2 separate regions of the Homo sapiens genome follow, and region 2 is linked to region 1. Evidence: read pairs that join two places in POLR2A ChIA-PET (ENCODE). Cell type or tissue: Panc1. All regions are shown on one strand. Region 1 has its middle 34 kb from the start of ADAM29. Region 2 overlaps LOC105377552 (a long non-coding RNA gene).

Region 1 (4,000 bases):
TTATGAAAAGTTTAGGGGGACAATGCCTCAAAGATATCAGCAGCTTATAAATAGAGAACTCATTTTAAGAAGGGACAAGATTATGTTGAAGATGATGCCTGCAGCAGCAGACCATCCATATCAATTTGTGAGGAAACAAATTCGTCTTGTGTGTGCCCTACTTGAAAAGAACTGATGATTAATAACAGAAACAATAGGTGACACCATAGACATCTCAAATTGTTCAGCTTACGAAATTCTTTTTTTTTTTTTTTTTTTTTTTTGAGACAGAGTTTCACTCTCATCACCCAGGCTGGAGTGCAATGGCACGGTCTCGGTTCACTGCAACCTCCACCTCCTGGATTTGAGCGATTCTCCTGCCTCAGCCTCCCAAGTAGTTGGGATTACAGGTGCCTGCCACCATACCCCGGCTTACATAATTCTTATACAGTTATGTAGTGAAATTTGTGTTTGCCAAAAGTTAAGCTTTAAACTTTAGTAACTTAAAAAATGTGAATGCTACAATTCAAACTTTTTAAAAATTATATTTTATAAACAATTTTGTAAACTTTAAATAATAATGTTTATTTTCAAACAACTGTCATCTTTGATTTAAAGGGCTGAAAAAATAAGGGTAAAATTTAATTTACAAAATCAAATAAGTGAAAAATAAATATATATAATTAAGTTTTAAGTGAACTTTGTGTAAATTTGTAACATTGATACTTTGGGAGATGCTACAGCTGAAAATAGCATAAGATTTTGGAGACAGCGTCTACATTTCTAAAACATATTTTTCCTTTAAGTAGAAATTTTACCTCAAAGTAGATAGATGTCTACCAAATTGCTCATATTATCAGATATGTCTTAAATCTTATTTGGATAACTTCAACAGATATTTGTAGTTTAACTTTTTATTGAGATAATGGTAGATTCACATGCAATGGTAGAAAAATAATAGAGAATAAAATAATAATAATGTCTCAGTCTTCCCCCATCCCCAATGATAATATTTTGCAAGACTACACTATAATATCACAACCTGAATATTGTCATTGATTTAATCCACCTGTCTGGTTCAGATTTCTCAAATTTTACTGTGTCATTTGTGGGTGTATGTATTTAATTCAATATAGTTTTCTCATGAGTCATTTCATATATGATTACCGTAGTCAAGATACTTAACGGTTCTAGCATTACAAGGATGCTATGTTTTGCCCTTTTATAACCATGCCACGTGCCTTCTGCTTCCACCCACTGCTGCCCAATTCATTTCAAAAACGTTGTATAAATGGAGTCATCCATATGTAAATGTTGTGGATTGGCTCTTTTTTGTTGTTCTTAATTGATTATTCTATTGGTAAGACTTCTGGTAAACAGAAGGCAATTATTAGTAGTTAAGTTTTGGGGGAGCCAAAAGTTATATGTGGGTTTTTGACTGTGTGGAGGGTTGGTGCCCATAACCTCCATTTTTTTTTTCTTTTTCAACTTCTATTTTAGAATCAGGGGGCGCATGTGCAAGTTTGTTACTTGGGTTTGCTGCATGATGCTGCGGTTTGGAGCACAAATGATCCCATTAACCAGCTATGGAGTATAATACCCAACACTTTTTCAACTCTTGTGCCCCTCCACACCTCCCCTCTCAAGCAGTCCCCAGTGTCTATTGTTAGCATTGTGGATTGGCTTTTTCAATCAGCATAATTCCCTGGAGAGTCATGCAAGTTGTGTGTATACTTTTTGTGACTGAGTAGTATTCCCTAGAATGTATGTACCAGAGTTTTTTAACCATTCTCTTGTTGAAGGACATCTGAGTTGATTTCAGTGTTTGGCTATTACAGATAAAGCAGCTATTAAATGTATGGACAGGTTTTCATGTAAATAGACATTTTTCATTTCTGGAGAAAAAGCCCAAGAGAACAATTGCTGGATCATATGGTAATTGCTTGTTTAATTTTATTTTATAGCCCTGCCCAACTGTCTTCCAGAGTGGTTATATCATTTTACATTTCTTCCAGCAGTGTGTGAGTAATACAGTTTCTCAGCCTTACCAACTTGTGTTATCACTATTTTTTAATTCATTCAGTGATAAATAGATAATCGGATAGGTGTGTTGCAATATCTCACTTGTGGTTTTCATTTGCATTTCTCTAATGGCAAACAATGTCAAAACACTGATCATCTTTTCATGTGCTTATTTTCCACCTGTATGTCCTCTTCAGTGAAATATCTGCTCATATTTGAAGCCCATTGTCTTTTTAAGGTATATTGTTCATGTTTTCACCATTGGGTTTTGAGAGGTCTTTCCATATTCTAAATAATAGGTTTTCTGTCCGATATGTGATTTGTAAATATTATCTCCTGGACTGTAGCTGTTTTCTTTTCATCTTCAGATGGGCTTTCAAGAACAAAAGTCTTCAAGTTTGATGAAGTCCAATTTATTTGCTTTTATTTTACGAATCATACTTTTGGTGTCAAGTGTAACAATTCTTTGCCTAGCTCTAGATCTCAATTACTTTCTTTAATTTTTTTCAAAAAAAGCTTATCGTTTTATGTTTTACTTTTAAGACTGTAATCCATTTTGTTAGTTTTGAATAATAGATGAGATTTAAGTCAAATTTTCTTTTTAAAAAAATTTTTGCCTATGTATGTCAAATTTCTCCAGCACTATTTATTAAAAGAGCTATTCTTTCTTCACTGAATTGCTGTTGCTCCTTTGTGACAAATCACTTAGGCATTTTTGTATGAGTCTATTTTTTTCATTCTCTTTTCTCTTCTGTTGTTCAATAGGTCTCTTTCTTCCCACTCCACACTATCTTGCTTACTGTAGCTATATAGGAAGCTTTAATATTGGGGAGAGTTATTCTTCCCATTTCATTCTTCTTTGTCAAAATTGCATTTGAGGGCCTATGACTTTCCAAATAAATTTTAGAATAAGCTTTTCTATGTCTTAAAAAAGAAAATATTGCTGGGACTTTGTTAAGAATTGCATTATACCTATAAATCAATTTGAGAAGAATTGACATCCTTATTATGTTGAGTCTTTCAATCCATAAACATGGTATGTCTCTCCCTTTGTTTAAATTTCTTTATTAATTTATCAATGTATTATAATTTTTGGCATACAGATCTTCTACATGTTTTATTAATTATATATCTATCAAGTTCACTTTTAGAGCAGTTGTAAATAGTATTGTGGTTTTCATTTTTGCCTATGTTCATTGTTAATATAGAGAGATATGATTGATCTTTGTGTGTTGATCTTATATTTTGTGACCTTGCTAGACTCATGTATTAGTTATAGAAGGTTTTTTTTTTTAGATTTGGAAGATACTTTGGGATAGTCTATGTAGATAATCTTGTTATCTGCAAATAGAAAGTTTTATTTTTTCTCTTTTCAATAAGTATGCCTTTTATTTCTACGTCCTGCCTATTCCAGTGACTACAACATCTATGCCAAATAAGAGCAGTGAGAGATAATATCACTTCTTGGTTTCTATCTTAGGGAAAAAGCATGCAGTTTTAATTATTATATTCACTATAGATATTTGTATACATTCTCTTTATCAAGTTGAGATATGTTACCTAACTTGTTGAGAGTTTTCATTATGAATGAGTATTGGATTTTGTCAAATGCTTTTTCTACATCAGTTGAGATGAGCATAGGAATTTTTTCCTTTAGCTTTTTGGATTATAATTGATTTTTAAATGCTGAACCAGCCTTGCATACCTGGTAAATCCCACTTAGTCATGGTGTATAATTCATTTTTACACTGTTGAATTTTTGTTGCTAATATTTTGTGGAGAATGTTTCCATCTAACCTCATGAAATGTATTGGCATGTAGTTTTCTTTTTTTGTACTGCCTTTTTCTGGCTTTGGTATCAGAATAATACTGGCTCATCAAATTAGTTTGAAAATGTTCCTTCCTCTTTCATTTTTTCTGGAAGATATGTATAAAATTGCTGTTAATTCTTTAAAGAGTTGATACAATTATTCAGTTAAACTATTTAAACCTGGAAATT
Region 2 (4,000 bases), 150 kb after region 1:
GGCTGATGAATTAAGACCCCTTGCCCAGATGGTCAAAATGCTTCACTTACATTTGTGAAAGAAAGAAAAAGGAAAAGGAAAAAAAAATGACTTAGAATTTTTCATTCATCAGTTTCCAAATAGTGCTTTTTTATTTTGTTCTCTCTTTTCTCTTCTTCTATGTCATCACCTCGAAATTTGCATTTCCAAAGGGAATAGCCCTTAGGTAAGATCATGTAGAAAATGTACATCTCAAAGGCACAGAGCTGTAACTTCAAGGCTAAATATCATAATTTGCCTATTGCAAAAAAGAGGAGTATAGGAAAAAGCCCAGTTAAGACAAGATCGCCAAGAAAAGCACCTTAAACAAAGGTAAGACTTGTTATGTAGATTTAAGCCAGCAAAGCACCTTAAACAAAGGTAAGACTTGTTATGTAGATTTAAGCCAATGTGCTCTCCATTGAGAGCATTGCTAATATTTAGTACTCATCATATTCTGCTTGTAGAGATAAAGACACCCTTACAAATAGAGATTTCCTTCATAGATGTATGTTTTTCTTGCAGAAAGCAGTCAAAGTGACCAGCTGAAAATAGGTCATATGCCAGAAAGTCTTATTTTGGAGACTAATTGGCTAGATGAGCAGTTCTCCAACCTAGCGTGAATCCTTTAGCTAAAAATACTGAGTGAATGAAGTATACTGAAGAAAAAACAACCATTTTTATGGCTGATTACAGCATAGATACTTCTAATCTTGCCTTATAGTGAGACGTTGTCCCATCTTTTGTTTCCTTTCAAGATGCAGTGAAAGACCAATCAGCTGCATTTTTTTCCCCCAAGAAATGGTTTTGGGGCACAGAAAAATCATGAAAACGGCTGGGCAAAGTGGCTCACGCTTGTAATCCCAGCACTTTGGAAGGCCAAGGCAGGTGGTTCATGAGGTTAGGAGATCAAGACCAGCCTGGCCAAGATGGTGAAACCCCGTTTCTACTAAAAATAAAAAAATTAGGCAGGCACAGTGGCAGGCACCAATAATCCCAGCTACTCAGGAGGCTGAGGCAGGAGAATTGCTTGAACCTGGGAGGCAGAGGTTGCAGTGAGCCGAGATCCCACCACTGCATTCCAGCCTGGGAGATAGACTGAGATATCAACTCAAAAAAAAAAAAAAAAAAAAAGAAAGAAAGAAAGAAAGAAAGAAAGAAAGAAAGAAAAATCATGAAAACAAGAAAGAGCTGGACAGAGTTGACAGAGTATTTAGTCAGCAGAGGTTTGAGAAAAGAGATTTCAGTAGACTGAGAGTTTCCTATGGGAAAGACCAGGAATTAATGCTTAAAATGGTTGTTTTACTGACCATGGATTCTTGGGCTTTCAATGCAACAGAAATTGACATGAGGCCAAAAGAGTTTTCCCACACAAAGCTTCATTGGAGCTTACACCCATGCATAAAGGAGGCTGTACAAGAAAGAGAATTCCCCAACTCTCCACAGAGAGTTGGTAGGGCTTTTTTTTATTAGTCAAAGCAAGGTAACTGACATCAGGGGTCAAGTATGTATATAAGCTGGGGTGGGCAAAGCAAGTGATGGGTAGGGTATGCAGGTCAGCATTATCAGGCTGCCGTAGTTATCTTGACTGGCCATAACTGGTGACCTGATGGTCTGGCCAGTGGCAACAAAGCTGTAAATGAACTGTTCAGCATTCCTTCCTGAGGTGGGACATTCTCCAACTTTTGTTATCTCTAAGGCCAGTTCCTGGAATTTTTTAATTAAAAGGACTATTAGCAGCGTGGTATGGTGTGGGTTTTGTCATCACTGGAAATGCATGAAAGAATGCTCCAGTGGGGTGAGCTGAAGCAGAGCCCCATCTTTACTGTCTCAGTTGTTGCAAGGGGATAGCTTGTTGGTTCTAGACTGGCTGTAAGGAATAAGTCCCATAGAGCTGAGTGAACTGACCTGCCAGAAGAGCTACTACCTCTGACACAATCAGTAGATTACACGTATTCACAGAATACATATTATTAAATTAGATTGACTTGAATATATTATTTTATGCAAAGATGAGAAAAAAGACGTGATCTGAAGATCTTTACTATTCTACCTATTAAAAATGAAGATTCTAATTGCTTCTAAATTCCTTTACAAATTATAAGTCTAAGATACATATCTATTTACTTCAAATCATCACACTTTGTTATAGAATGGTCTAAGCTATGCACATTTATATGCAAGCACACAAAATATGTAGATTCCTCTGAAAACAGTCATACTGTTTTACGTTTCCTTCTTAGTCAAAGGCAAAACACGAGAAAGAGGTGTATAATAGCATCAGGGAAGGTCTTGCCCTAGTTTCTTACTTCTTGCACTGTGGTCAGCAGATAGTTTTATGTACTGTGGTGTGGTCAGCAGAGGGTTTTCTCTATTAGTCATTGAGCCACTGCTGTTGCTTGATTTGCTTCTAAGGCATGATTCCTTTTTTTTCATCTTCAGGTGTTGAGCCCAAGAGCAATTCTGTTCTTTTTAAGAGATGGGGTCTCACACTCACTATGGCTGGAGTGCAGTGGCACAATCAGTTCACTGCAGTCTTGAACTCCCGAACGCAAGCGACCTCAGCCTCCCCAGAGCTGGGGTTTCAGCTGCACAACACCATGCCCAGCAATAGAACATCTTTTAATCAACATCCTGCACACTAAATTCCAACTATGATCTCAGAGTCTGCTTCCCCCGGAACCCAACCTGTAACAGTGTGTCATTTGAATGGAAAATAACTATGAATTTAAAATCTCAGGCTTATATCTACTTTGGCCAGTACTGTCTTCTTTAGATTGTAACCAAGCTCAACTGTAGCACAATTGAATCATTTAAGAGATATCCTCTGGTAGTAATTAGTATCATTAATCAATGTATCTAGGACTTGTATCTCTGGGTTCTTCCTTCAAATCAGACTGGCCAATGAGACTTTCATTTTTTTTATTTCTTATTTTGAGATGGAGTCTCACTCTGTCACCCAGGCTGGAGTACAGTGGCATGATCTTTGGCTCACTGCAAACTCCACCTCCCTGGTCCAAGTGATTCTCATACCTCAGCCTCCCAAGCAGCTGGGATTGCAGGCACATGCCACCAAGCCTGGCTAATTTTTTGTGTGTGTATTTTTTAGTAGAGATGGGTTTCTCCATGTTGGCCAGGCTGGTCTTGAACTCCCAGCCTTAAGTGATCTGCCTGCCTTGGCCTCCCAAAGTTCTGGGATTATATGTTTGAGCCACCACACCCTGCCCAATGAGACTTTTAAATGACAGTTGAAAGGTTTAGCTAATAAAATGTAAACAAAAGTTTTAATGTGGTAGTGCATTGCCTAGCATGTTCCCTTCTCTTTGACACAGCAAGCAATCCTATCGAGATGGAAACCAGCACAAATTAGAGGAGTTTTTAAAATTATTTTAGAAGAATTTTTCCTATTCAGGTTTTTTTTTTTTCTACAAAATCAACTTATGGCCAATCACTGCTATATGTACAGGTGAATAAGAGGAAAAGAAGTTAAAGAAAGAAAAGTCAAATGAACTTTGGTTATTTTAATTACCATTGTTAGGGATTCTGAGAAGCACCTCTTGAAGGATTTGAAATTGCAGTGAACATACCAGTACACAAACAAATAAAGCCACATTAAATTGAAACCACTCACTTCAAATTCAGAAAGGATATTTTGAAAGAAAATATTATTTTTTTAAAAATAGGCATGTGTAGCTCTTCAGTAATATAAAGACCTCCTTAGGGTCTTGTACAGTCTGTAAGAATAAGTACATGTTTGTTAAATGAAAATATAAATGTTTTTAAACCTTTCCGGTTTGGAGCACTTCTCCCCTACAATGCATTTAACCAATCCCTCAAATTAAACACATTTTTGTATTTCAATATTCCAGTGATTTTTAAAGACACTGATTATATGTGAATCTTAATTTATCCAAATGTTTAGTGTAACTGTTACCTCATCAACAAAGAATTAACTATAATAGCAATGAGAGAGAGAGAAAAG

What was found. ChIA-PET counts read pairs that join two places held together with the same protein. Peaks named below come from ENCODE experiments on the same cell type or tissue, not always from the same donor. Only the 100,000 strongest peaks of a DNase experiment are listed, where the experiment ranks them.
Region 2: POLR2A ChIA-PET joins it to region 1 with 8 read pairs; 2 of 35 experiments call an interaction of 5 or more read pairs at or near these places.

The regions. Positions count from the first base shown.
Region 1 is chr4:174,882,602-174,886,601 of GRCh38, forward strand. No RefSeq gene overlaps it. Among named protein-coding and RNA genes, the nearest start is that of ADAM29, 34 kb to the right of the region's middle. In Panc1, no CTCF peak of the experiment used is centred here; no DNase peak of the experiment used is centred here.
Region 2 is chr4:175,033,804-175,037,803 of GRCh38, forward strand. It overlaps LOC105377552 (a long non-coding RNA gene), which reads left to right. Exons shown (of 3, transcript XR_939495.3): 3 at 192-258. Among named protein-coding and RNA genes, the nearest start is that of ADAM29, 120 kb to the left of the region's middle. In Panc1, no CTCF peak of the experiment used is centred here; a DNase peak (open chromatin) is centred at 2,397.